3 separate regions of the Mus musculus genome follow, and regions 1 and 2 are each linked to region 3. Evidence: chromatin loops called from intact Hi-C (ENCODE). Cell type or tissue: heart. All regions are shown on one strand. Links, peaks and the distances in the headings refer to the core of each region. The heading gives the core; the rest is flanking DNA.

Region 1 (10,103 bases), core at 3,021-7,020, 73 kb before region 3:
ACACAGTATCTTAAAAGCTACCAGTTAGAAACAATACTATATGGATAATATCTAAGACTATACCTGTTATAAACCAGGCAAAGAAAATTAATCTTCTTGCCCCAATACCATCTTTTTGTACTAAAATTGAAAATTAGACCACACAGGAGAAATGAAAGAAACAATGCTTCTATTCTTAATTGTAAATTTTCATGTAATTAGGAGAACAAGATTTTTAAAAACTTTGGGAAAAAAGCAGGAATGAATTTTAATGCTGACAATAGTAGACAGAACTTTTGGATAAACACCTACCGATTTTTTTCTACTGTTTTCCAGATCTTTGAGTTCATTCTCGATTTTTGTGATTAATTCCCTGAGTTCATCAAGATTAGTGCAAATAAGCTAAAACAAAACACAAAAACACAGCTTGATAACACATAATATAAAACACCCAAAATGTGGTAACAGAATTATTTAACATATACTGAAATTAAAACTATTTCTCCACAATAATAAAAGCAAGGAAAGCTCTATGGTTAATATATGAGATATTTACTTGTTATGATGTAAGAACTTCAGGCTTTATAGAAAATGTGCTAAAGTTTCACACTGGCAGTCTCTTCCTACATCCCCACCGCTACATTTGTGTTATGGTCCTGAACTTCCTTAGTAGCATTAACTTTCAGCCTAGAATGACAAAGATCTGGAAACTCATTAGATTTTATAGATTACTGAATCATCTGTAAGAAAGAATCCCACCAGGCAGTCTCCGAGCAGGTGAAATACAAGCCTGCAAGTGGCCATTATCCTTTTGCCGTCAGGTTTGCAACCTAAACAAACTAAGTTGCTGCTGCTGGCAGTTGTGCTAAAGGAGAACTAAAAATATGTACAATATATTCAAAGATAGGAACACAGTTAAGTACATATTCTTGCCATGCCTTTAATAATTTTGACTGTTGCTTTTTTTTTTTTTTTTGTTTGAGAAAGGGTGTTATATATAGCTCTGGCTTGTCTCAAACTTTGCATGTTCTTGCTCAGTCATCAAGTGCTTGATTTCAGACCTGTGCCACCCAGCCCAACTGAGCTTAACAGGTTTTAATTAAAACGTTTCTTTTTTTTTTAAATAAAAACATTTTTTACAAAGCAGTATCTTTTTCCTTCTATAATTGTGTGGCTCATTTTATTTTACTTTGGTTAACACTGGCAAGTGACCAAAATGATAAATTCTTACCTATTGACTGACCTAGCTTGGCTTAACTAAAGTTTTATAAACTGAAGATTAAGAAATACTAACAAAAATACTAGTTATTCCATATGGTTCCTGTAAAATTATATTGTGTTTGTTCAGTGAGTTTAATACATTTAACCATTTCCTAAAATAATTTAAGCAATTTAAGATCACTTATTTTTTTTAAATGAAACAGAAAATTTAAAAGCAAAACTACATCTATGTAGACAAAAAATTTCAGATCCAAGAAAATCTTGTGATGTTTATACTGTATAATTTAAAATATGCTATAATCACAGGCTGGAGACATAGTTCAGCAGTTAAGAGCACTTAGTGCTTTTCCAGAGGTCTGGAGTTCAATTCCCAGCAACCATGTGGTGGCTTACAACCATCTGTAATGGGATCTGATGCCCATTTCTGGTGTGTCTGAAGATAGCTACAGTGTAGTCATATACATAAATTAAATAAAATATGCTATATACTTATAAATTATCACTAACCTTTATCAATGTGCTTATTACATCCATTAATATAAAGTTACTGTTTTCGTAAAAAGTGCACATTCTTTCATTAGAAAATCAGACGAAAGTAACAAGCAAAGTGCATCGCCAAGATAACTGCTAGTTATTATTAAGTAATTAAAAATAAGAGACAGAAATTGCTTTAAATTAGACTAAAACCTTAAGAAAATTATATATATATACATATATATTACATGTATTTATCTGTAAAAATGGCAAAATGGTTCAACCTAAGAGATTAAGAAAAATTATCACATGTTATACCATAATTAGTATTAAAAATTACTTATTAGAAATATCTGAAAACTTCAAATTTATTGATAAAGCAGGGCAAGTAAATAGTTAAATAATCCAAATTAAACAATTTTAGGACTGGGGATGTACTCAGTGGTAGAGTACTTGCAAAACACAAAAACAAAAGTAACTTCAGAGTAGAAAATATTACACAGAATTATAGTAGGAGAGTATAACTGATAATTATTAGAAATCACATAGTCTAATTTGCGAAATCTGGTTATGAAAGAAACGCTGATGGTCAAAGAGTAGACTGGTCAACTAGGTAAGAACATGTACAGCTAGGTAGCATTTTCAGCCTCTAGTCTATCTATGAAGCCACAGAGCAACATCAGCTCTCCAGTGGGTTTAATGAGTACTCACTGGCGACTTAAACTTCTTTGCCCTTCAGTCTGTTGTTATTTCTGCTTTGTCATATTTGTCCTTTTCCACTGAACTTGGTGTATTGGTTAATATCCTAGCATAGATTTTTATTTTCACTTACCTATGGCAAGTCCCACAGTAACTTTCCTTAAATTCTAGGTATCTCACTTAAAATGATAAGAGCATGTTTTAAATCCCGACAAACTAAACACATCCTAAAAGCTTGAAAGATCTTTCAATTCTCAGTTACTCATGACATAAACTACTAATTATATTCCATCTGCTGTAAAACAGCTGAGGCCAAAGCATTAAAAGCTATATGAAGTAACACCTCTAAGTGGCTTACCTAGCTAATAAGCTGTGATAAATCAAGTCTTCTCAAATTTCAGTGTGCATATACAGCAGGGGAACCTTGATAGTTTTGGATTTATTATGTTTCACATATGACAAGTTTATAGTTATAGTCAGTGGATCGCACTTTTGAGTAGTCATGTACTTAATGGCTGTGTTTTATAAACTAGCACAGCTACTGAGAAACTGAAATATTCTGGTGTTAGGTAGCTAATGAAAATAAAAACTCACAATTAATTTCCAAGTTTAGGGAGTGGGATATTTTTAGGATAATGTTCTTAAAGTAAATTTCCTTACTTAAGTCCTACGTGTAATTTTTAAAAACGAGGATCAGAATATTTTTAGTGATATTTATCTTGACGGTACATTAAAATAACTCAAATATCTATATAATAATTTACAACCGTTGTTGTGGAGATAGGATCTCACTACACAGTGCACGATGCCCTCAAAATTATGTAGCTGAGGCTAGTCTTAGCCTTCCAGGCGCTGGGGTTACAGATATGTGCTATTACAACCAGGCTTGGCTTATACTCTTAGTATGCAAACATAGTCTTCATATTTTTATATACCTAATGCATGCCTATTATACAATACACAAAATCATGCAAAGCTATCACAAAATTCTGTAGTAGAAACAATTTGATTTATGCCAACTGTATGTCTCACATAACTCAATTCCTTCTTTTAAGAATGAAGTCTTCAATTTCAAGTGATAATTCTATTAAAACTAGAATCAACACAGTAAAAATTCATTTTTGTAGGCAGAATAAATACAATAGTAGGAACAAAGAAAAGCATCTCATTAAGTCCTTTTCTTGTCAGTATTAATTTCAAAAGCGCTGCTGAGGCACAGGGCCTCCTGGGTTGGAAAGAAAGACTGAGCTGCTGGGATTCCGTCTAGGCCAGACCACACCCCGAACCTCTCCTTCATACACCAGAGGCTACTACTGCCCTTCCTTCCCAGGGGGAACCTAAGAGAGATACTTGACTGAATCAAGACCGAGCCTCAACCAGTTTACACACGAAAGGGACTGAAATGAGGTAACTTGGTTTGTGGCTTAGAGCAGGCTAACAGGTGCATCTTCAATGGACACATAAGAACTAAAAGCAGCATATGAAGTGACCGAGATGACGCATTGGTAGAAGAGACTACAGAATTCTAAACTCCTCTACTAGACCATATGCTGAGGGCTCTTTCTAAACAAAAGAGAAACATTTAAAAACAAGCAACAATTCAACACAGTTTTAGGACAAAATTCATTATTATTTTCACTGACAGTATTAAAATGCTGTCTCTTTGACTAAAAAATTATACATGAATGTATGTATTAGGGAAAGGAAAGGACTATGTAAGTAAAAGAATCTCATGACCATATCTCAGAGAATTACATAATAAAAATTTCCTTATAACTTCAATCACTAAAATCATGCCATTTTGGTAGATCCACACTAGGTTTGAAAAATACTTCCAAATAAGGCAAAATAAAAACTGTAGGTCATATTTTAAAAGCAAAGGGGAAATCATGGTAAAAAGTAAAAATAATTATGTTCAAACAAAATGAGTCATTCTCACTACCATCCTAATAAAAGGTCCTACAATTATAAAATCTGTAACTATAACACAAACTATAGGATATAAATTATAAATCTACATAGTATTCAAACAAAATTATATTAATAGTTGTTAAGACTATGCTAACAGGAAATTACATATTTCTTATGGTCACCATGCCACAACAGCAAGGACAATAGTAACAATAAAATATTCAGTTGACATGAAAAAAATTCTAAAAACCAAGTTAACAAAATATGTAACAATACTATGTAATTAAACATGTTCTTCTAATGCCTTAATTAAATAAAATTGAAAAGTTTTAAAGAGGTTAAAAAAAATCTCGATTTATAAATTAAAAAAAACCTAAGTTGAAATTATGTAATTTAAGAAGTAGCAATTAAAATATGACTTAATCTATAGACCTTTATAACATAGGAAAGTTAAAAACTTATTTGAACTTTAGTCTCAATTTGTTTTATGAAGATATACTTAACCCATAGAATGAATCACATGTATAGATCAGATGCCAAGTACATAATCATTAAAAAAGTATTTTGTGTGTATTTGTATGTGGTGGGATTACCAATGAAAAGAAAAAAACATGGTAAGGCCACTTAATTATATGTCTAAATGACTACCAAGTATGGGAGTGCCTATGGAGGCCAGAAGGTGGCACAAGATGCTGTGGAGCGGGAGTAGCAGGCACTTGTGAGCCACATGACATAGGCGCTGTGAACTTCTGGAAGAACAGCAAGTGCTCTTAACTGCTGAGCCACTTCTCCAGTCCCTACTCATTAAAATGCTAAGAAATTATTTTGACTACTTTCTAATTGTGTGTGTGTGTGTGTGGATGTGCATGTTGGGTACAAGTGCCTACAGAGGTTGTAGGCACTAGCACTAACTAGATCCTCTGGAGCTAAGCTGCAGGCAGGCAGTTCTGAGCAGCCCGATTTAAGTGCTGGAAATTCAACTCAGATCCTCTCTCTGAAAGAGCTCACTAATGGACCATTTTCCCAACTCCTCTTTAATTATTTTTAAAAATGTAGAATTTACTGGGACTTGACACATCAAGTTAAAAAATACTTTCTAACTTAATTTAGCACAAAAGGAGAATTTATATACTATTACACGTCCCAAATACTGAACAAAAAACAGCTCTTGGGGGCAATCAACTTTATTAGGAAAAATGACATTTAGTTTTGAGTCTAAAAGTCTTTATATTACAAAATAAAAAAAATTGTAACTGTTAAATTTGATACAAAACTTAATATTCTAACCATCTAAATTAAAAATATTCTCTATTTTTGCAGTTAATGCTGATAAAAAATAAATCCCACAATTCTGCTGATATGCCACTGTATACAAATTAAAATATTAGTGTAAGGAAGTCTAAGTTTTCATTCTGTGGGTCATGTGTATTATTTGTTTTTTCACTTTAAAATTCTTACAAGTTCCCACCATGTGCTATTTTAATATGACCAGATCCAAGGCTTATTTAATGTCCTAAGTAGCTGGAAAAGTGCTAAAGTCAGCAATAGATGCTCTTAAGGAAAATCCTAATTAATTTTCCTACTTACAGTATTTTTAACAGAAGTCTCTATGCCTATTTGGAAGATAGAATGTTAAGAAGAGCTAGAACAGAAAGCTCTAGCAATGTAATGGCTGCTATCATCCTCTGTGCAGATGAAGATCTGGACTTAGAGAAGGTTAAATAACTTAGCTAAGGTGACAGAACAGTCAGGTGGTGCCTGGCATTCGAACTCAGCCTAGTTCCAGAGTCCACATGTTTTAACTAGAACATTACTGATACCCATTACTCACTTAAGGTTTTTGGAGGATAAAAACCTACAAATCTTCACTTTTAATAAAGGCATCAGCCTTTATATTATTTATATTTATATTATTAATATTTATAAACTTTTAACAAGGAAGGGCATAGCTCTTAGGAAAAGGTAACACAGACACTGTTAGTTTCTTTACAATACACACACAAAATGAACCCAAAGCCATTACTTCAGCGTCCCTGGTGCATGTTCTAAATATGAGTATGAAGACATTTTCTGACTCCGAGCTTTACAGTGTTCACATAAACATGAGTTCTTAGGAAGCAAGTAAAGGAGGCAAATTTCTAGCGTTTAACAAGTCAACACAAAAACTGCCAAGAAGTTATGATCAAAACAGGCTTCACTTTTTTAGATCATTAAGACTTAAAAAAAAAAAGACTTAAAAAATTTAAACCTTTAAACTGTTTATTTCTAAGCATATTTTCTATCAGTAAAAGATCAGCCTTTTGGTAAATAGGTCAGGTTTTTAAAAAGCAATGGAATGTTTATGCTTCAAAGTTTTCTTTATTTTCAGCAGTAAGAATGGGTGTTTTAGTTTAGAATGGCTACTTATGTCTACAAAGTATTATGTTTATTACTAACATATGAGATGCTATATAGATTTCCAGGACTTTGGGGAAGAAAAAAATTCACTTTATTATATAGTAACTGGTACTTTATGTATACAAGTATTGGTCTGCATGTATGTATATATACCACACATGTGCCTACCACAAGGCTAGACGAAGGTGCTGGATCCCAGAAACTGGAGTTACAGATGGTTGTGAGCTACCATGTAGATACTGGGAACCAAACGTAAGTCCTCTGCAAGTTCAGCAAAAGCTCTTCATAGCTGAGCCATTTCTCCAGCCTCTTTATCTCTATTTTAGAAGGCAGTTTCAAGCTCTCATAACATAGTAGAAGATCTACCTTAGCCCAATATAGACTCAAAAACAAGAACAACACACACACACACACACACACACACACACACACACACACACACACACACACACACACAGAGTACTCCTCTACCTCTTATGCTTAAGAACCAGGAAAGGAATGACTTTATGTATTTTGAAGAACAGCTCAACTTAACGAAACATGTACTTTTGACCTTACATTTCTGAGCAATAAGCAAATGGTCAATAACTGACTAGAAGTATTACTTACAACAATGTTTTCCAACATATTTCTATGAGCCAGAGTCAAAACCACAATTTACCATGCATGTCCACACACAGAGGCAACTAAAACCAAATTTCATATAATACATATAACTATACATATTCATGGTATTATACATGACCAGATATGTGATATTCTGACAAATTTTGATAACTTAAAAAAGAAATGTAACCCACTGAGTTGATTTCATATATCACTAATAGCACCTGTAACTGTACAAAGCATTACTTATGCAGTTTGTATTACTATTACACACAGTCCACTTACAAAAATACCAAAAATGGATGTACCACTTTGTCTTAAGTTCTATATAGTTCTATATTAAAAAACAGAAGAAAAAGAGTGGGAGAAATAACAAAGGCTAGCAGGCTGACCAGTGGAAGCATAAAGATATAATAGAATACCATTAACATGTTACAAGAAATGAATGGCAGGATGGCCTCCAGCCAAATTAATATATAATCCAGTAAACTGTATTTTACTGGATATCCTGTATAAAGGTTATGTAAAAATTTCTAAAGGATGTATGTCATCCTAATGTCATTAAAATATTCTACTATAAAATATATATTTTCTTTTTACTATTTAAGGATATCTAATTTTTATGAATTTCAACTTCCCCTAAATATAATTTTTACTGAAAATAGAAGTATAATATTGCTATATAGTATTTCCTTGCCTCCTATAATTTTATAACTACTTAAGACCTACAAATTCAATTACATCACTTTTATTTTATGAGCTTATAAAACTTTTAGAAATGGCCTGGTTACAATAGTACAAAATTTTTTTAACAAGTATCATTTGTTGAAAAAATACTGTATAAATAGAAAAATAAAAGCATAATTATGATGAGATTGCTTATTTTCAGCATTAGTGCTTCACATATGGCAGCAAAAATTCTTTTTTTGCAGAAATGTTTAAAGACTATTATATTTAGCCTTTACTGAATATAGTTTATTTATAGTTAAAAGTTAAAATACCTTTCAAGTTAGTCCACCATTTCTATACTGGTTAAACTACATAAGAATGAATTATCAGAGTAGCATCACTATGTACAAAACATGATTTTTTTTCCTTTAGAAGAAAGGAAATTTGTTTATGTGTACTTAGGAATACATGCAAACGGACATAAAGAAAAGAGATATATGTATATATACTTGATTAAACTTTATCTACAAAAGTTAGTATAGGTTTAACTAAAAATACCAAGGTTTATGAGAGATAAAGAGGTTTAAAAAAATAACATTTTGCCTACATCTGTACTTTAAAGAAAAACACATTGTTAGAAAAAGTCATTAAATACATCTTGTAGTTTCTTGAAATCCAGCCATTCTCACAAGGAATGGAGCTAAAACAAAAAATTAAACGGAAAAACTTGGTGACAATATTGAAACATTTACCTGAAATTCCGGCACAGCAGGTGACTTTGTGACAGTTTTCCTCTTCTTTGTGATTGCTTTTTTAGATATGGATTTTTTTCCTTTCAAGATTAAAAGAGAAAAACTTCATAATGCTGTTTACGGCACCTTGTTAACAGAAACCAAATTACATAGAGCCTTGAAAGTTAAACTTTAACTAACAGATGGTTGCTAGAAGCCAAATGAAAATCATGAATCAAACAAGCCTCAGTGAAAGCAAATGTTAAACTGTAACTGCCCGTAACAGACACGTAACAATGCTGCCTATTTATATAAGAACCAAAATGATTGTAGTGCTCATGGTGATGCATAAACAGTTGAGTTTATTAAAAGGAATAGGCATAAACGCCACAAAACTACTGCTTAGTTAAAAATCTACATTCACAGCTTATGTAAGACTACACAGAAAAAGAGTCTTACCTGAACAGTGACTTCTGCAGTTAGGAACCTGGGGAACCATTTTATCTAAAGATTATGGGCTGCTCAACCAAAAGTGGAAACCCCTTAGTGACATTAGGATGCCACCCTGCACTTGTCTAATGGTCTGGTCTTGGCTGTATTTAATAACCAAACTTTAAAAAGTATAGTTAGCATATCCTTTTAATGTGCAATTAGTACTTTGTACATTCAGAAATCATAAGGAAAAATATACCTCATCCCTAAAGAATACAATTTCTAGAATACATCTCAAGTATTTATCTACTTCTTTGCATTTAACTTCACAAAATGAAACATACACACAGTTTTGGCAAGGAACATGCTAAAATGCATTTTTCCTAATTTTAATATTATTTTAATATTAATATTGAGGATCTCACACTGTAACCAAGGCTGGCCTCAAATATACAAGCTACCACATCTCCTTGTATGTAATTATCAAATAACAAATTTATTTAATGGTGGGCTGGAGAAATGGCTCAGAGGTTTTAAAAGCACTGGCTACTCTTCCAGAGGACCTGGAGTTTATTCCCAGAAATCCCATATAGTGGCTTATAACTCTACTGCCATGAGATCATTGTCTTCTGGCCTTCATAGACACTGCATACACATGGTATACAGACATACATGCAGGTAAAACATGCATACACATAATAAAAATAAATAAATACTTACTAAATGTGCAACAAATGCTATATACATGACACTAGTTTATGAGGACCGTAAAGACTAAATTCTTAGTGTCTGTAAAACAGAGCTAACTCAAGGAGTTTTTGAAATCTTAATGCCAAGATTAATGTCTTTTATTAATGTCTTTTCTTAATGTCAAGAAAATGTCTTTTCTGTTTATCATTTTAAAGTGTTTTAGATTTTCTTTTTTTTTAGATTTATTTATTATATGTAAGTACACTGTAGCTGTCCTCAGATACTCCAGAAGAG
Region 2 (10,103 bases), core at 2,123-6,122, 160 kb before region 3:
GGAAATTTATCAAGATTTCAGAATTTAATACAATGAGCAGGATTCACATATTATTTCAATAGTGATTTTTGTTTTACTCTATAATTCTTTACAAAAACATCACCAACTCAAAATAAAAAATAATTTGGAGAGATGACTCAGCAGTTAAGACTGTGGGCTGCTCCCTCCTGAAGGACCAGAGTTCGGATGCCAGAACCCACAGCAACCACAACTGTTCACAGGTAACTAAAGCAGCTCCGAGGAATCTGGCGCCCTCTTCTGGTCTCCCAGTGCTCACACACATACACATACACATGGCATACAAACACACACTTGAACGCGGGCAAGCACACCCACATCCACACCCACACAAATAAAATGTTTAATAAATACATTTTTTTTAAAGCAAGAAAGAATCCTTGTGGTGCATAACTACATCGGTCTCTACCTCTATATCCTGGGAGAACCCAATCTCCAGCCTTCGGGCTGACTGAGTCTCTCTACCTCCAAGTGGCCACTGTTGATTGTGATGCTTCTCAGACTTACATGGGCGCTTACTGCTTCTTTTGGCTTAAGTTTGGGCTATGTGCACTTCAACCAATACCCTATCAAACAACTGCACAAAGTTTCAGGTGCTTTGCTAACCACTGCCCTTGACAATGCAGCTTGCACTTTTTTGTGTCACTGCAAGGACAACGAGATCCAGAGTCTACAAATCATGTTTCTGAAAAATCTTGTTTTTAAAACTTCAATGTAGGGGATTCACTTCGATTTGACAGATATGTATTGTGTCAGACATTGTCTTGAACATCAAGTTTTCTATCTTGCCAGTGTCTATTCAGAACACAATAGTAAGTATTCTACCTTCAGTGGACCATAATTTTAACAGAAACTACTAGAACTAATGTCCTCTAATCCACGTATCCTTTAAATACAGGGATCTTTACCCAGTACCCCCAAAGCCTACTGCCACCCTGTAAGTATGTAAGCACTTACAAGTGGACAGACACGTTGGTAAACTGAGGATAAACTTCAGTGTACCAAAACATCTCATGTATTGCCATGGGGTTTGTGTGCCACTATTTAATAATTACAATAACACTGATAATAATGAACTTAAAGGAATATTACATTGCTAGACTCTAAACATATTAATTAGCTTAACTTCTAACACAATGAGAAAATGCTGGTCAAAGAAAAATGGTCCTTATATGGGGCTAAGTTAATAAACTTTCTGGGTTCTATCTTTGTGACTTTAAATGACTAAATACAAGTACCTACCTGGTGAATTTGCCACTGAGTCAAAGTGACAGTTAGCCAGGATAGCAGACTCGGCTCCATCCCGGGGCTCCAGCTTTACCACGACATTAGTAATGTTGTCATAGTAGCTCGTGAAGCCCCCCAAGAAGTCAATGCTAAAGGAACCGGTGGGCCGCTGTATATCTACGGAGATGCTGTGAAGGCTGTTGCTTTGTGCTTCTATCAGCTTGATCTGCTCCAAAAGGTACTGTACCGTCAGAATTTCATTTTCTGTGCTTCCTGTAGTCCTGGGGCCAATGGCCGTTATGTGTTCCAGATAATCCCTGGAGACAATCAGAAGGATGGTGATGGCATACACGCACAAGCCTAACTCAGCTTGGAACAACTCCCCACTGTGCTTCCCTCCCTCCAACCGCAGAAAGTTCAGATCTTCTGACTTCTCAGAAAGAAAAAGAAAATCACTGTGCCTCTCTTCCACCTCTAACTCTTGAGATCTGGAACTGAAGGTGCTTTAAAAAGAGAGAGAGAGAGACATCTCAAGAAAATGATCTGGAAGCTTCATCATTTTATACTGCGTTCCAGGAACTAATGCTTTCACACTTTTCTCCATTGACCCATACCAAATCAGCACCAAGACTAGGGCTTATTCAGTATGTACGAGTGCTGAAGGCAGGACAACACAGCTTCACTGGCCTGACTCCAGCCGATAGTTATGGATTGTCCCTTACTGGGTCTAAGGGGCTGAAGCCATCTGTATAGCCATGCAATGCCATCAAGTAGGCATGATTAACTTCTGAAAAGAATAAACAATAAACACAAGCCTCTTGCTGTACACACCAAACCTAATAACTTCAGTTCAGGTCAAAATTAACCCTACTCCAATGAGGGATGGGTGGGACCGGAGGAGAGACTGGGGGTGCCTTCCAAAAAGCTCTTAAGAAAACTCATCTAAAGAAGCAACTTTTAAAACACAATAGTAGTTGAAAACTTTCTACTAGCTTAAGGACTCATCTGATTTAAGATGCAAGTTACAGAATCAAAGAATTCATATTTTCAAATACACCTGAGGTCATTTAAAAAAAAATTGAACCCTTGGCCAGCAGTGGAGGCGCAGGTCTTTAATCCCAGCACCTGGGAGATAAAGGCAGAAGGATTTCTGTGAGTTAGAGGCCAGCCTGGTCTACAGAGGGAGTTCCAGCCAGGGCTACACAGAGAAACCTTATCTCGAAAAATAAACAAGTAAATAAATAGAATAAAAAAAATAAAAAATGGGGCTGGTGAGATGGCTCAGTGGGTAAGAGCACCCGACTGCTCTTCTGAAGGTCCTGAGTTCAAGTCCCAGCAACCACATGGTGGCTCACAACCATCCTTAAGGAGATCTGACTGGTGTGTCTGAAGACAGCTGCAGTGTACTTACATATAATAAATAAATAAATATTTAAAAAAAATAAAAAATAAAATAAAATAAAAAATGTTGAACCCTATACAATCCGTAGTACAGAAGAGCCATAGACCATCTGCGACCTTCAGAAATTACAGGCATAATTCTGTCTGGATGTACTCTGAGTCTCCTTCCACAGCTTTCAGATATGAGGGCTGTGGTGCTTAGAAAGGTTAGCACGCACTACATTACTCCTCTCCCACACCATCCCAGAAAGACTTGGTAATGCAGCCCTGGCACAAAAACCTCACTCTCCATCTCATTTTAAATGCAGAGAACTAACCAAAGTAAAAAGTGGAAGTTGCTCGAGAAAGAGAGGAGAATGATGAAGCGTGTGAACAACCAATCATCTGCAGGAGGAAGAGAGTGGATGAGAAAGCAGACTCAATCGATCTGGCCACCCCAAGAAAGCGAAAGAGGGAGCCGAGGAAGCCCGGAGTACCCGCAATTCAGACCCCCGGAGGACGCGCAGGATCATCCCACTTCCCACCGAGGTGCGCCCAAGGACCCCGGGACTCTGCATACAGCAGCGCCGGCCTCCTCCGCCTGGGGCACAGTGGCGCCGGGCTCACCCGCGCGGGACTCACCCACCAGGCGCTCCCCCACCCCGGGGCCGCAGAGGACTCGCGGCCGGGCCGATCGGCCGTACCTGGCTTGGCGCGCGTCGAACTCGCCCTGGAGCCCCGAGGTCCGGCTCAGCACCAGCCGCTGCAGCGAGAGCTGCACGAGCGCCCGCAGCGCGAGCAGGTAGAGTGCGAGCGCCAGCGCCGTGCGCGCCTCGGACAGCGCGGTCTTCGCAACCCGGCTCCCGCCGCCGTTCTCCGTCTTCCCCCACATCCTCCCGACGCCCTTCGCATCCTCCTGCGCTGAGGCCTCTCTCTGCCGGTGCGACGCGGCCGCCTCTCCCTCCCGACGCTCCGCGGTGCCGCGGTGCCGCCGCACAGCCGCTGACTCCGAGCTCCACTCCATGGCGGCAACTGCCACCACCAACCGCCCCAGCCTGCGACAGTCCGGGCCACCGCGGCCTCCGCAGCGCCTCCTAGTGAGCGGACGGAAACTGCAGAGGGCCAAATTTCTTCTGATTGGCTGGTCCGCCTCGCTGTTCCCTGGTGCCTGAGTCTGAGATCTTTGGTGGCACAGGCTGACACCCAGCCTGGTGCCAGCAGACTGTCAAAGGGAAAAACACCCATAAACCTAGAAATGAGCAGCCCTAAGCAAGAGAGAAGTGCAAGGCCGCTTTAACAGAATACACGAGGCATTTATCCTGCGCTGGGCTGATGAATACTGGGAAAAGGAGGATTCTGCCTACCAAATCAATAAGTAAGACTTCACAACCAGGACTGGACAAAGGTGTAATCCTGGCACTAGGAAGGATGGCCACAGGAGGATCCCTATTTTGTGCCTAGAGTGGAATACATAACAAAGATCCTGTCTTTTAAAAAAAATTTTTTTGGAAAAAAAAAAAAAAGCATTTGTAATCCCAGCACTCAGGATTTACACAAATTAGAGGCCTGCCTGGTCTACGTAGAGAGTTCCAGGCCAACCAGGGCTACAAAGGTGAGCAGCTAGAGGAGGCAGGGAAGGAAGTAGGGAGACACAGAACCCCAATTACCAGGGCTAGTGCTGTTTTCATTTAACAGATAACAATACCTATAATTTAATGAATAGCTGCTGAGTCAAGCAGTGTGCTAAGTACAGACTTTGAAAAGAAAATATTTTCATTCCTATTTAATATTGAAGAACATAAAGACAGCAAATGAAGGACAAATGGGATCCCAAGACAGCCTTCTGCTCTGTTCCGCGGACACACAGGGCACTCTAAAAACAAAGGTTCCGAAGAAATATTCTTTTTTATTAGATATTTCATTTTTTATTAGATATTTTCCTCATTTACATTTCAAATGCTATCCCGAAAGTCCCCTATACCCTCCTCCTGCCCTGTTCCACAACCCACTCACTCCTGCTTCGTGGCCCTGACATTCCCCTGTACTGGGGCATATGATCTTTGCAAGACCAACGGCCTCTCCTCCCAATGATGGCCAACTAGGCCATCCTCTGCTACATCTGCAACTAAAGACACAGTTCTGGGGTGTACTGGTTAGTTCATATTGTTGATCCTTCTATAGGGTTGCAGACCCCTTCAGCTCCTTGGGTACTTTCTCTAGCTCCCGAAGAGATATTCTTGAACTAACAAGATGGATCAGAAGATAAATGTGTCCATCCCTGATTTCCCCCAAGGCCTGACAACCTTTCATTTCCCTACTAGGCCCATGGTGGAAGGAGAACACCAGCTCCCACAAGGTGTCTACTGACCTAAGCACACACGAGTGTTCAAATACAAACACACAATTCATACAAACACACTTGCAAACACATCATATAAACACAATTGTGCTGGCTAGTCTTCTATCAACTTGACACACAAGCTAGAGTTATCTGAAAGGAAGGAACCTCAATTGAGAAAGTGATAACATAAGATCTAGCTGTAGGACACCTTCCTGGTTAGTGATTGATAGGGGAGGGCCCAGCCCTTTGTGGGTGGGGACATCCCTGAGCAGGTTGTTCTGGGTTCTATAAGATAGCAGGTTGAGCAAGTTCTGAAGAGCAAACCAGTAAGCAACACCCCCCACACACACCCCTTTCCCCCCACACCCCTTTCCATGACCTCTGCACCAGCTCCTGCTTCCAGGTTCTTGTCCTGTTTGAGTCCTGGTCCTGACTTCCTTTGATGAAGAACTGTGATGTGGAAGCAGAAGCCGAATCAATCCTTTCCTCCCCGAGTTAGTTTGGCTATGGTGTTTCATCACAGCAATAAGTAAGCCATAAGTAACACACAATAATACAAATAAAAATGTTTAAATATCTTCAAAATAAATAATAAAAACCCTTAGTCTTCCTTCACTATCACAGTGAGTGGCAAGAAGTTGGTCATTGGTTGTAGTAGCCATGCTAGCAACTGACCAGTCTTGTTTCTGCTTGCTTCCATGAGCCTCTTAGATTCAAGGTTCTGTGGCCTATGGATGTAATGGCTGAAATGCTCGAAGGCATTAACCTAGAGACCCACTGAGAAAACACACTTCAGGGTTTTGACTGAGTGTCTGTGTCAGACATACGACACCCTGCCTACTTCTCAGACACATCAGATGCAGGATGCTCCATCAGCCACTCTGGCCTCTCTTAAAGACTTCTGGTCCACCATCTTCCCTTCACAGTGTCTTCTCATATACTGTTTGGATCACCCAAAACACTTGTTCCTTCCCTTCATTACCAAGCTTGTTCCCTTCAAATCTCAGTGGAATTGATACTTCCTTAAGCAAGACTCATCTTAATCCAGTTAAGCCCATACCCGCTTGTGTCCGCTCCTACAGCACCATCAATGCCTGTGAGTTCAGGGTTCCTTCGCTGGACTGGAGGCTCCATGAGGGCAAGAGCCTTGTCTAGTTTTACCCAGCCTTTGACTGAGGTCTCCTAAGATGTGGCATAACGTGCACTATTCAGTTAATATGTCCCACATGTGTGAAAACACAGCAGTCTTTAGACACATGGAACTTCAGTCCTGTAAGATCCTTTCTAGTGTAAGCTCTGAGACCAAAACCAATGTCTATCTTATTAACTTACATCTTACCCATACTGCTTAGTCTCTGCTCAGTCTCTGGTCATCATTTACTATGTCCTTACTGAATGTGTGGGTGTACTGGCTGGTTTTGCGTGTAAACTTGACACAAGATGGAGTTATCATAGAGAAAGGAGCTTCCCTTGAGGAAATGCCTCCATGAGATCCAGCTGTAAGGCGTTTTCTCAATTAGGGATCAAGGGTGGGAGGTCTTAGCCCATGGTGGGTAGTACCATCCCTGGACTGGTAGTACTGGGTTCTGTAAGAGAGCAAGCTGAGCAAGCCAGGGGAAGCAAGCCAGTAAGCATCACCCCTCCACAGCCTCTGTATCAGCTCCTGCCTCCAAGTTCCTGCCCTGTGTGGGTTCCTGTCCTGACTTCCTTTGGCAATGAACAGCAATGTGAAAATGTAAGCTGAATAAAACATTTCCTCCCCAACTTGCTTCTTGGTCATGATGTTTTGTGACGGGATAGGAACCCTGACTAAGACAATGGGAGAATGAAAATATATATTTCCTTCTGTAAGATTCATAAATATTGCTATCTGCTTCTCCCAAAGTCTAGACCCCCAACACCTTTGGAAGGAGAGCTGTCAAAGTCAGCAGCTGTATCTGCAACAATATATCAAGATACAGAAGGTTCTGATATGTTATGATCACAGGCCATAGAAGCCTTGTGTGCTGGCTAGTTATATGTCAACTTGAATCAAGCTAGAGTCCACTTAGAAGAGGGAATCTCAATTGAGAAAATGCCCTCACTCATCCCCAGTGGTTCATTCTCTTGATAGATAGTGTAGAAGGACCTTTGTGTTCAGCCCCATGGCTAATTGTCCTGGGGTTGTAAAGGAAAGCAGGAGCTAGGCAAACCATAAGGAGCAAGACAGTAAGCAGCTCTCCTCCATGACCTCTACATCAGCTCCTCCAAGTTCCTGCCCTGAGTTCTCCCAGTAACTAAGTATGCTGTGAAACTGTAAGTTGGCACAAACCCTTTCTTCCCCAAGTTTCAACTGGTCCTGGTGTTTCATCACAGCGTTAGAAACCATAACTAAGACACCGCGGGAGAGAAGGTTCCAGGCAGAGGGAAATGAGCAGCAGTCTTCAGAAGCAACCCTGAGAAAGGCTCTGGCTAACACAACATGAACTCGGAAGGGCATGGGAAGGGATCAGGTGGGAGCAGCAGTCATGTGCCAGCATGTAGAAGGCCTCCTAGCTTTTGCAAGGACTCTGGGGTCATTTGAGATGGAGCAGCCCAGAGATCACGCCTACAACAACTGTCCGGCCATACCCCAAGGTCCCAGACCCACGCTTAAGTTAACGAAATAAAAAACAAAGGAAGAAAACAAACCCTGAACCTAGATTTGGACTGCCCATCCCTCGTCCTTTTCACAACGCTGGCTCACACCCCTACACAGCTGTACTGAACATGCCAGGCTAGCCGTAATCAACAGCTTTGACTTTAGTAAGGCCTGGCCTTTGGAGTACCAGAGGCCACTTTGACATGTGGTTTTCTTTTCTTTTTGTTTGTTTGTTTGTTTTTTTGTTTTTTTTAAGATTTTATTTACTTATTTATTATATGTAAGTACACTGTAGCTGTCTTCAGATCTCATTATGGGTGGTTGTGAGCCACCACGTGGTTGCTGGGATTTGAACTCAGGACCTCCAGAAGAGCAGTCAGTGCTCTTAACTGTTGAGCCATCTCACCAGCCCGTGGTTTTATTTTCACAGAAAAAAAAAAAAGATTCCAGTGAGTGAAAAGGCATACTGACTTGATGGTGAGGGTAAGACAGACTGGGTGGCTATGCTGCCGGCCCTAACCCCATAAGCTGTTGATTGTGGCGTCTCTGTTCTTCATTGACCACTGGGCACCAGCAGTCACAGGATGTGGAGGAGCTGAGAAGCAGAATCTCGGGCAGCTGCGAGTATCTTAGATCTGAATGACCCAACCTGGGAGACCGTCTCAGAGGACAGCTCGCTTATTGAGATAGTGAGGCCAGCCTCTATAGCTGGAGTCAGTGAGGAGAGAAGGAAAAAAAATGACAAGATTGGAAGTGCTGCCCAGGGGGTCGGGGGCCTTCCAATCTATCAGAGAGATTAACAGACCACCCCTCACAGGAGTTCTGAGAAGCCAGTTCTCTAGCTGGCAAACAGAAGTCTACCTGGCTTTGTCAGGACGAGCCCTTTGTCTTTATGGAGTTGATTTGGGTAGGGAGAAACCCCACTCCTGTTGTGTCTCTGAGAGATGTCTGGTATATGGGCAATGCTCTACCGTCCTGTAAATAGCTTGGGAACCCAAGTTCCCTCTAGTTGATCACTAGAACTAAGTCAGTTCATCTTTCTTAGCAGACATTTAAGTTTTTTCTTCTGTGTCCTAATGGAACACAGAGTTAGGCTGACCAACAGGCACGGAGATGGTCCAAAGCCCTTCTTTCATGCTCTCTTATTCTTGTTGCCCAAGAACTTAGCCAGACTGAGGAGGGCAGACCTGCGCACTGTGGGCACACGGCTGACTCGCTGCTCCACAGAGATTCTCTCACAGCCAGCATGCCTGAGCGTAACAGCACAGTTCACAGGACGGCTTCCTGTGAGGAGAGCATGCTCACCAGGTATGGGTCCCTTGCACTGAAAGCTGACCAAAGAATGCTATTACCTTATGTTACATCATTATTAAAAGGAAGGAAGGTGCCAAACCAGTCCAAACCAGTCGCCAAAGACAGAAGCAGACATCAAAGCTAGGAAACCGAGTGAATGAAAAGGATTAGAAAACCAAGTAGGAATCCCAGATGCAGGCTGGAGCCTGGCCGTCTGCGGCACACGGTGGCCGTCTGCGACACAGGGGTACCTGAAGTTGGACTGAGGCCACTGTACTGTGGGTTTGTTTCTCTCCTCTGTCTCCTGTATGCCAGAGAGCTCTCCAACTAGCAAGCTATGACCTTGAACTCTGACACGCACACCCCTGCCCCCCATCCATAGCATCCACAAGGATGGCGAGTGTGCCATCTTGCCTATTTTATGAAACCCTGGGGATCAAGCCTGCAGCTTTGCTCCTTTTATGTAAATGCTCTACCAACTGAGTCATATCCTGGCCCAGCCACTTTTTAAATCAGGCAAAGTCAGATGGAAATGATCTCAGCATGGATGAGAAGGAAGACCAAGGGATACGACACAAATGAATAGGATCTTAACGGTTAAAGCTTGAAATGCACAGAGATTCTAATCCAAAAAGAAACATGAGGCAGAACAGGACCATCATCTATTGCCTTCAGACAATTAAAAACTTGTATACATCAAAAACGGTCACCCAAAAGGAAAACAAACAAACAAACAAACAAACAAACAAAAGAGAGTTTGGGAGATGGCTCAGGACCTGAGCTCAGCCCTGCAGAAGTCACCAACAGGCAGGCACAGAGTGGCCTATAATCCGTGAGGTGGTGAGACTTGCTGGGACTTGCTGGCATTAGCTGTGCTTTCAATGAGCTCCAAGTGCACTGTGAGACCCTGTCTGAGAAAGAAAGGCACTCACTCATGGACACACACACAGTCAGAACACATACACTTACACACACACACACACACACACACACACACACACACACACACACACACACACGGAAGAAAAGAGGCCATAGAAGGCAAATGGCCCATCCTGGGACAGAATTTACAAGTATAAAAACCCAAAGGATTATATATATGTCTTATCTGTAGGTGCTGTGTACGCAGATCAGGAAGAAAGACCTTCAGGTAAATATATGCTGTTCATTCTTAGTCTCAAAGGAGAGGATGTAGAAATATAACTTATATTGAGAAGATTACTT
Region 3 (10,103 bases), core at 2,784-6,783:
CCCACCACCCAGAGAAAACATAAACTTCAAGGTAGCTATTTTTCTATTTATTTTAAATACAATTATAAGCATAGTATATATCAAATTCTGAGCTATCTATAATCCTGACTTTATATCCCTGTCTGCAGTAGTCCTAGATAGACCTAGTAGGGGAGGGAAATTCCATGTAAAAAAATTTTAAAGTATAAAAAAGAACACAGTAGAAGGACAATCAACAGTAGTAACACTGACAATTTATTGAGCACTTACTGGTTCGGACATATTTGGTCTGTTACATACACAGTACTCACAACAGGCTCAGGAAGTCACAACAGACATTCTTGTTTGTAAGTTTTGAATGAAGTTCCATTAAGTAGAAGTCTTTTCCTATCCTACCAAAAAAACCCAAAAAAAACAAAACAAACAAACAAACAAAAAAAAACCTTCAACACTAAAGACATTCCATTTAATGTAATTAACCATAAATTGATAGCTGTTTTGTAATACACATACACTGATATGTGACTAGTCTTAAAGCTCTTTTCTTTTTAATGTTTAAGGATAACATTTTGTTTCACTGTTTCTGTAGAATCTGTCAAAATAGAACTCTATTTAACCCCCATTCTGAATAAAGGTTTCCCTTTATGTTTGAAATGGGAGTTACGGGGATATGACATACAAACACAAAATAATACTTGGCCAAAACATGTAACAATACCTGACTCCCACAAACACTGACTATTTAGTATTTATTACACTGTTCTAGTCTGTCAGATTCTTTCAGTGTTAAATGTCTCCTCAGTACCTCCTCCACACCCATGAATGTTTCAGTTCTAGATAAATTCTTTTAAACCAGTTTGGTTAAGGAGATTTAAAAGTTCTCATAACTCTCAGCTGGATACTTTAGGAACTGTTTTTAGACATGCTATAACCACTTTTCAGGAGTACCATATGAAAAGGTTCACTTATATTGTAGAAAACAACTCCTACAACCACTGCCATACCTTGACACACTCAGTTCTAGCATCCGTCCCTCACTGTAACAAACACAGTATTACCAAGGAAGAACAAGTCTGCCACTGTATTCTTCACCCTCAATTCCAGAAATGTTTAACCTGGAAGTCTCCCTTTCTTTGTGAGCTTTTTTGCATCTTGTGACAGTCACAGACATCTTGGCACAAAATATACCGTCTGCCCAGCATCAATAGGTCAGACAAATAACAATTTATACATTTCACACTAAATAGGGGGAAGGTGACAAATAACTCTAGGACAACTGGAAGCACAGGTTACAACCACAGTTTAAGAAGTGACACGTGCAAAGTAAACAGGAGACCTTAACACTAATCCTGGAGAAACATAGAAGTATGAACTGCTTAGCAGAGAGAAATGGTATATCTCTCATTTGTAATGAATCCACTCACGACACGTTGTAGCTACTTTTATGATAGATGGTATTAAACTGCTTCAAGCAAAACTGAGTAACTCATGTAAAGCTTCCTGCTGCTCATCATCGAGTTGAGATGTGCATTCCAACCACAATTCTTCAGAAGTCTGTATCTGACGGACAACATTAGCTAGGCGTTTGGCACAGGGGTCTTCATGGCTAATAGTTTCATTAATTTTTCCTTCTGCGATTATACTGATGATTTTGGGAAGATTGGAATTATTTGGACCAATCACAACTGGGTGGTTGCTTTCAATTAGGTCACAGAGAAAATTCAAAGTCTGAATAGCTTCTTCTTTATCTTCATGCAGCGGAAGCCACGATAACCAGTGTGGGAGAACTTCATCCACATTTACACAGTTGGGCTTAAACTTCAGAATCTTTCCGATTGCTGAGATACAGTTCTCTGTAGCAATCACATTCTTTTTGGTTTTGGAATTTGCACACTTAATAACTTTTACCAAGAGTGGAACGGCTTCTGAACACAAGGAACGGTAGTCATCTCCACCAAACTGTGCCATGACTCCCAGTCCATAAGCAGCAGCTTGTCTGACTTCAGGGTTGTTGTCTCGCATATTGAGAAGCATCGGCCACCGGAAATACTCAACATACTTGAATGAGGTTGGACTGCAATGCTCTATGATGTCATCAAATATGCATAGTCCCCATTGTCTGTCTGGCCATGGCCTACTTGAACAAATTAGATTTACAATTAGTGGGAGTAGCTGCTCAAACCATGGCAAAATTTTTTCCTTGTAAGTACTAAATAATGAGTGCAAAATATCTGATACTTTGGTCAGAATATAAACATCACATTCATCCTCATCTTGAAGAGACATTTCAACCTGTTGGTCATAATTTTCTTCTTGCCTTTTTACTTGCCGTAACTCTTGGTTTTTAAAGTGCCCTTCAAGTTTTGCCTTCAAAATTCCTCCCAGTTCTTCCAAGTGTTCATCGTTGAGGCAACCATCTCCCATGACCTCAATGGACTTGGCAAAAGAATTCATTATTTCTGAGAGTACATCTGTATCAGGTTCAGTTCCAATTGCCTTGATTAAGGGATCACATATAAACTGCCACATCTGTGAAAGATACTCTGAGCCACGAATTCTTGCACATTCCAAGAGAAAGGGCATGGCTTCCGCAGCTGCCACTCGAACATTGTCATGAAAATAAAATTTCAGCAGAGGAACCATCATCTTCACAACTTGTTCCGTGTATTCCACAAATCCTTCTCTTAACTCCTTCGCATAGTAAACCAACATCTGGCAAGCAGTTGCTTTTGCTTCAAGTCCTGAAGTTTTGATGCCAAAGCTTTGCTGGTCTCCGAGGTTTACAAACTGCCAGCCATCGTCGTCACTCATGTTCTCCACATCCTGTGTGTCTAAGAGAGCGACATCAGGCTTAGCTGAAGCAGTCTTGATAAGTGGCTCAATAACCAGTGGGAGATATTGCTCAAAGTCTTTGCCAAGGATTTTACACATTCTAGCCCAGGCTGAAACCATGTAAGAAGTCTGAGGGTCATCATCTTCCATGTTATTTAAGTCTGATTGTGTTTTCAACAGTAACTGCATCACATTTGATGCATCTTGCATAAATTTTTCCTTCCCAACGGCAAGTCCAACATGGCTAATGCATTCAATAGTTTTTCCTCGAAGAAGCTTGAGTTCCTTTTGAACAGCGAGCTCAACAACGTGTTTGAGTGAGGGCATAAATATATCATAATATGGAATAAAGCTTTCTTCTATTGCATCTGCAACGGAAGCAATGGTTGTCACAAGTTGTTCTAAGGCCAACTTAGTTCCATTCCGAATCAGCTCTTGAAGTTTAATTACCAAGATGGAATGGAGACTTTTTACCATATTTTCCAAATATAGAATTAGCAATGACTTGGGGCAGTCTTCAATAAAAATAACAAGAGCAGAAGCTGCGTGAGATTGCACACGTTGATTACCTTGGTTTTCCATGGTTCGCAACAAAGCTGTAATCACTATCTCATGGAATTTCTTTTGGAAACTAGGTGCAAAATCTGTAGCCATCTGTCCAAGTGTAGTACAGGCAGCAGCCCTTACCCTTGGATGAGGATCCTGAAGAAAAAGTAAAACCGAGTTAACTGTTTCATCTAGAATTGGTTCCATTTGCTGATGGCAACCTTCTCCAATGGCTGATAAGGCCATTAATCCGGCGTGTCGACATTTCCAGTCAGGGCTCTGAAGCATCTGCATGATATGCTCCTTGGTCATTGGCAAAACAACTTTCCCACCAAGTCCACAAGCCAGTCTGTCTAGGGCACTCTCAGCAGCAACCGCATTGCTGTCAAAGTCATCTTCTTCCATTTCATCAGCATTTACCCAGTCATCATCATCTTGAAGATCAACCATCATTGCTAATATATGAGGCACAGCCTGTGCAATAATATTCGTATGCTTTTTCAACATTGGAGTTGCAGTTTCAGATAAGGTGACTATTACTTCCAGAGCCAGCTGGCGTTGCAGGTTACTAAGCCTAGAGTCTCCACACAACTTCAGGCTCAACTGCAGAGTATCTTCTAGATAGGGACCCAAGTACTTAGGTACAGTATCTGCAATCTCAACAAGGGATTCTAGCACAGAATCATCATCCTGGTAGCAGGAATCATTCACAGCCTGTAAGATCCCAGGAAGCAAATCCGCAAAGTCTTTGAAAAGAGCAATATTGTTTTCATTAGCAAGGACGAACGTAGCTGCAGCTCTAGCAGATAATGTCCTGATTGCTGGATGCTCCTGATCTTGAATACACTGGTCCAACAACCTCTTGATGATATCCAAATCGTGACGATCCTGGTTCCCAAAAATCCCAGGAAAGTGCCAGAAAACGTGAAGTGCAACTTCCCACAGAACCACATTTTTAGAGTGAATCGAATCAATGAGGAATTTCAGACCTTCTGGCCAATGGTTAGTGCCACTCTCATCTATCAAATTCCTGGCCAGCACCGCAAAAATATCACAAAGCTTTTTCCTCATGCTAGCATGTGTTTCTAACTTAACGGCCAGTATCAGTTCAATCTTGACATCCCTCTGCACTTCAGGAGGTAGATTTGGATAGACCTCCTCAAACCCTGAGGACAAAAGCCGTCGTAGCAGTGCGGCAGCCATTTGTCTCACCTCATAACCTGCTCTTCTATTTCGGACGGCGTCTAAGAGAAATGTAGTCTTACACAGACCTGGGATATTCTCATAGACCTCCTCGGCTTGCCTCCGCACCATGCAGCTTGGATTGATCAGGTTCTTCAGAAGCTGGTAAAACTCCTGCTTTTCCGACACGGTCGCCGGCAACCCTGCAGACCCGGCCGCCGCCATCGCGTCCTGTCAAAGCTACCGCGACCGGGAAGGAGGGAGGGAGTCTGCGGCTGGGAGCGGTGACGTCAGTGAGGCGACGCCGGGGATGGGCGGGGCGCTGCTCCCACTCTCCGCTGCGGCGGGGTGAAGCTGGCAGGCGGGGGTCTGGGTTTTACAGGGTGGACGGAGCTGAGTGCGTTTTAGGGGTATCGTCCTGTTCTCCGACCGATGTGCTCCTGTAGAGGCTGGAAGGAGATGGGGAGAAATTCGCTCCGCAAGTCTACATACTGTATGATGCCGTTATTGTTTGTAAAAGACCTCGAATAAGCACCTCTAGACGAACTTTAATTAGCACCTGCTATGGAGTGAGGGAGGAGGGAAGAATGGAGTATAACTGCTGTCCGGGGATTTCTTTTTGAGGGTTGGTAAAAATGTTCTGCAGTTGATAGTGATGATGGTTCCCCCAATGTCATGCCGTTCTACTAAGAACTACCGAATTATACAATTTAAATTGTTAACTGGGTATAGTGAGTAAAACCATAATAAAACTACTTGCAAAATAAACTCAATCAAAGGTTAATGATTTCCTCCCCGTTGCCACACCCAAAGAAGTAGAACCCGAGATGTTCAAACTCGGGCGTACATCCCAATCTCTTGTCCTGTGGATTCTAACAGAGTGGGAAAGACAAATGAGTAAGGTGGGAGGTGATCTGGAGTAATGATAATGAAGCTTCTTGAATCCTGGTCTTCTATATACATTACTTTTGTATTTTTGTTACTCAAGATTTTCCTTATGTGTTTCTAAACTGTAATATGACAGTTCAGTTATTAGAATCCTAATTACCCATGAATAGGAAGCTGCAAAGATTACCCTAAGAACAAATTCCCCAAGGCTATGTATTTTTAATGTAGGCAGATGAGTTATTTAAAACCATAATTATAAGGTGTAACAGTCTGAGATCAGATCTTCCTCTCTGCCAGCCATTGTCACACTCATTTCAGCCCTAGGTAATTCTGTAAGGCTGATAAAGGCAGACAAAGCACTACTTTAAACCAAGAAATGAAGAGCCAGAGAGGCTGAGGCTCACAGCAGATGAGTCTAAATTCTACCTAGTCTTAAGGCAGTGGCACCTTTTGTCACCACAGAACATCCCCTATAGCCGCTGTTGCTTTTGCAACGTCATCAGAGACCTTCATTTATTGTGTTCTGTCTTAAACTTTGCCAAGAAATCTGAATTTCAGTCTTGTGAAATTCTGCTGCATATACACACAAAATGGAGAAAGTCTAGTTTCACATTAACAAGTTGACTGACCAAATAGGTGGTCTCATAAATTAATTTGTAATATGAAACTAGTCTCTGAACAGTGTTTCTCATTTGGTGAACCATTTCAAGGCCATTTAGGGTGTTTATTTTAAAATACAGATGTTAGGACCAGCTTCCAAATTACTGTACTAGATTTCTGAGAACTGTAACCCAAACATGCATAATTAATAAGCACAGAGAGATTTTATATAAATACCTAAACTTTATAATTATGGATCAAATCAATTCTTGTTTTGATTCTAAAATCTTACCTACAGTGCTTCATCTTGTACCAGACTCACTGCTCTTCTTACTGCTCCTAGAAAAAGTTTGGCTGCAAAGCCTCTGCATCTGCAGTTTTAGGAAATGTTAACGAATGCTGGAGAAATGCTTTCCCTACAGCTGCATCCGTTAGCATACTAAGGGCTTATTAAAACCACAGCAAGATCCAGTGACAATCCTCTGTAGTGTTTGGAACGTAAATGACTGACAGTGCCAAGGCCTGTGCAAATGTGGAACACCGGGAAGCTTGGCTATATTATATGGGAGTATATATAAATTAGTACAGCTTGCAACAATAGTTGAAATGCTGTTAAGATTGTTCAGTCATCGAGCCACCAGCCAGGAGCATACATGGGCTGGTCCAAGGCCCCTGGCATGTATGTAGCAGAGGTTTGCCTGGTCTGGACTCAGTGGCAGAATATGCACTAAATCCTCGAGAGACTTGGGGCCCCAGAAAAGGGGGAGGTTTGCAGGGGCCAGGGAGAAGCACCCTCTCAGAGGTAAGGGGGAGGAAGAATGAGATGAGGAACTGTGAGGGGGGGACCAAGTGGGGGACAATGACTGGAATGTAAATAGAATAATTTTTAAAGAGATTGTTCAGTTGTACATTTATTCCACCAGAAAATATTCACTGGAGCTTTATCAATCATAGTGCTGGACACAAAAAATATATCTATATCTATATCTATCTATCTATATACATATACATATACACATACATATGCATATGTATATATATATATATGTATATATACATATATATATGTGTATATATATATATATACATATATATATATATACATATGAGAGGAGCTTGGAAATGGCTCAGTTGATAAAGTTCCTGCTATGTGAAGAGGATGACTACCTGAGTTTGGATCCCAGTACCCATGGAAAAGCTGAGCACCCCGTTGCACATATATAACCCCACACAGCACTGTGTGGGAGCAGGAAGAAACAGGCAGATCTCTAGAGCAAAATGGCCAGCCTAGCCAAATTGATGAGCTCAAACTTCTGTCAGAGGCCCTTTCTCAATAAGGAGAGATAATTTAGGAAGGCACTAGAAACTGACCTCTTAACTCCACTTGCACAAATGCACCCCCCACCACCACCACATGAACACAAACTATACACCACACACACAAAGATCAACTACATGAAGATACTTATAGGAAATGGTAAATGCCACACACTCAGGGAATTAGTGTGAAAATAATTCTGCCCAGGCATTACGGAGGCAGCTAATCCACTGGGGTGTAGAGGAAGTCAGCTGGGAGTTTGAAAAAAACAACATTCCCTCGATCTGAATTATAATTTGTGCAGTAAAGGATAAGGGGGAACTTGATAATTTCTTTTAGTCAATATTCAGAGTTGATGACATGAATCTCAGATGGAAGTGATGCCTGACTGGCTTTTAAGAATGAGTCCTAATTAGCTATCTTGGGGACGGGGGCGGGGGGGGCTGTCCAAAGTAGACAAAACAACTTGCTAAAATGCAGAGGCCTTGAGGCAAACTGTGAGAGCTCTTTGCCAATCCTCCAGGGTCAGAGCATTAGGGGGGAGGCGCCTGAGGAGCCTGGGACAATAAGGAGGAAGGCAGGGAAGTAAGTAGAGCAGACGATGAAAGTGTCATAGTCCACACTGAGAAATGTGGATCCTTCCCCTAAAGGTAACTCGATTTCAATCAAGTGGTATGAACCAAATTTTAGAAAGATTCCTTTGGAAAGAATATGAAAAGGGATGCACACAGAATAGACATTGAATAGGTCAATTACCAGTTCAGTTTACCAGAAAGTCCAAATCAGCTGACTTTGATGGTAGGAAAGAGGTCAAAGGCTCAGTAGCACACACACCAAACAAGGAAGTGACTAAGACATCTTCCCATGAGTTGACCCAGTGACCTGTTTCGACCACATGCCGTTCTTTGCCAGCTTATTTACTTCTAAAAGAATAAACAGCAGTGTTTGTGTCAATCAACACACTGCTCTTTGGGAGGAAAAGGCTTTTCTCAAGATAGGTGAATCTTGGAGTCCATAGTTTGTTCTTTCACTGGTCCCCACATGTTCAAATGACAGTTATAATTTCAATAGTAGGAGCAAAACTGAACCCATCTTAGAACAATCATTTATGACTTATTGCTTTAGAAAAACACAAGATGATTTACAATCTTAGCTCTCTATTTTAAAATGAATGATTCTCCTGTATTCATTTTTTTTTCATTGCTATCCCCTTCTTTCCCCCATGAGAAGTAGGGGAAAGGCTACTACATAATAGCCAAAATTGGCTTGCCAATTTGGTTAGAATTGAGCAATTTTAACTTTTATAATTAACACTAGCTGTGTTGTATTGGTAGAGAGGGCATCTCAAGATTACTTCCCCAAAGACATCTCAAGGACATCTCAAGGGCATCTCAAGGTTATTTCCCCAGAGACAACTAAGGTGTTTGTTAGCATCTTACCAAGTGGTAGAAAATTCAAGACAAGTTGCAAATTTCACCGAAGAGCTGAGATTTAGAGCCAAATGAGAGGGATAGAATTAAGTTGATCTTGCATGATATAATCCAGATCTAAAAATGATACAGAAAACCAACAAAAATGCCACATACACTTTAGCTAGACTAAAATGAGACAACCTCAATATAAAAAAAGAATAATGCCTACAGTAGGCTAAAAGAAGATTAAAAATATGAACAAAAGTGACAAGTTTCTAACATCAAAAGTTACTAACCCCTTAATCATCTTCTGAGCTTCCTAAATTGGCAGCTCTGAAAATGGACTTAAGGGAATAAGCAAGTTTCCCTTGTCTTTTCCTGTACAAATTTTAAGTCAGATCATAGAGACCATTGTGAGTGACTGTTGCTCTGTGCGCACTCCACCTAATGAATTCGAAAAGGATGCCTCAGTCAGAAAACCACTCTGCCATAACTTTGAATGAACCAATGAATCTTAAGTAATGATGACCAGCAAGTGTTAGACCACTAGATGAAACATACCTTGGGAATTTCAAACTAGGGAGTTTAGGCTGAAGCCACTGGAAATCATCGTTTGAACTTTGTTATGAATCCAGAAGTGCCATTTGTCAATTGTCTCTTAGCTCTGCATCTATACTTGTATTATTTGTTCTCTGATGCTAAGATTAGGCTTTGGAAATAAGTTATTCCATTCATAGCTGGATTTTTTTTTTCGAGACAGGGTTTCTCTGTGTAGCCCTGGCTGTCGGTGCTCTTAACCACTGAGCCATCTCTCTAGCCCCACTCTGGGCTTTCTTACTTTTTCTCTAAAGCTCACCCCCTTTTGTCCGAGCAGCTGCTTACCAACCTCCATTGCTAAATACATGCCTTTTCCTTTTCTCATTTTCCCTCTTCTCAGCTGCTGCCGAGATTTCCTGTTTGCCTGCCTGGTTCTCTTTCTCTCAAGCATAAATTTAAATATGCAAGAGTTTTCTTCTTGGTCCCCTTTAAAAATATTTTATTAATGACCAAGAACCATGAAAAGAATGTCATCATTTCCCTAATAACAGAAAGATGTTCCTATTTATTCTACATACTTTGGTACAGTTGGATTCATTTTTTTGAGTGGTGTGTTTCTTGTGGTGCTTGTGTAAAACATGGTAAATGTGACGTAATGCTCGAGTATAGACACTGTCGGGGCCAGGCGTGGTGGTGCACGCCTTTAATCCCAGCACTTGGGAGGCAGAGGCAGGTAGATTTCTGAGTTCGAGGCCAGCCTGATCTACAGAGTGAGTTCCAGGACAGCCAGAGCTATACAGAGAAACCCT

Evidence for each region. Hi-C counts contacts between places; a loop is a spot of excess contacts. Peaks named below come from ENCODE experiments on the same cell type or tissue, not always from the same donor. Only the 100,000 strongest peaks of a DNase experiment are listed, where the experiment ranks them.
Region 1: a loop joins it to region 3, with 2.1 times the contacts of the local background. A loop is called at or near these places in 6 of 42 quality-filtered maps.
Region 2: a loop joins it to region 3, with 3 times the contacts of the local background. A loop is called at or near these places in 5 of 42 quality-filtered maps.

The regions. Positions count from the first base shown.
Region 1 is chr19:29,734,825-29,744,927 of GRCm38, forward strand. It overlaps 9930021J03Rik (RIKEN cDNA 9930021J03 gene), which reads right to left. Exons shown (of 8, transcript NM_172836.3): 4 at 8,709-8,788; 5 at 292-381. Among named protein-coding and RNA genes, the nearest start is that of Mlana, 42 kb to the left of the region's middle. In heart, for the core only: a CTCF peak has its summit at 4,946 (motif pointing right); no DNase peak of the experiment used is centred there.
Region 2 is chr19:29,644,707-29,654,809 of GRCm38, forward strand. It overlaps Ermp1 (endoplasmic reticulum metallopeptidase 1), which reads right to left and starts at 3,709. Exons shown (of 15, transcript NM_001081213.2): 1 at 3,330-3,709; 2 at 1,261-1,562. The coding sequence starts at 3,649. In heart, for the core only: a CTCF peak has its summit at 3,723; DNase peaks (open chromatin) are centred at 3,155 and 3,735; H3K4me3 peaks cover 1,295 bases; H3K27ac peaks cover 924 bases; H3K27me3 peaks cover 873 bases.
Region 3 is chr19:29,808,187-29,818,289 of GRCm38, forward strand. It overlaps Ranbp6 (RAN binding protein 6), which reads right to left and starts at 4,788. Exons shown (of 1, transcript NM_177721.4): 1 at 1-4,788. The coding sequence starts at 4,764. The coding sequence ends at 1,447. In heart, for the core only: no CTCF peak of the experiment used is centred there; a DNase peak (open chromatin) is centred at 4,835; H3K4me3 peaks cover 2,201 bases; H3K27ac peaks cover 1,248 bases.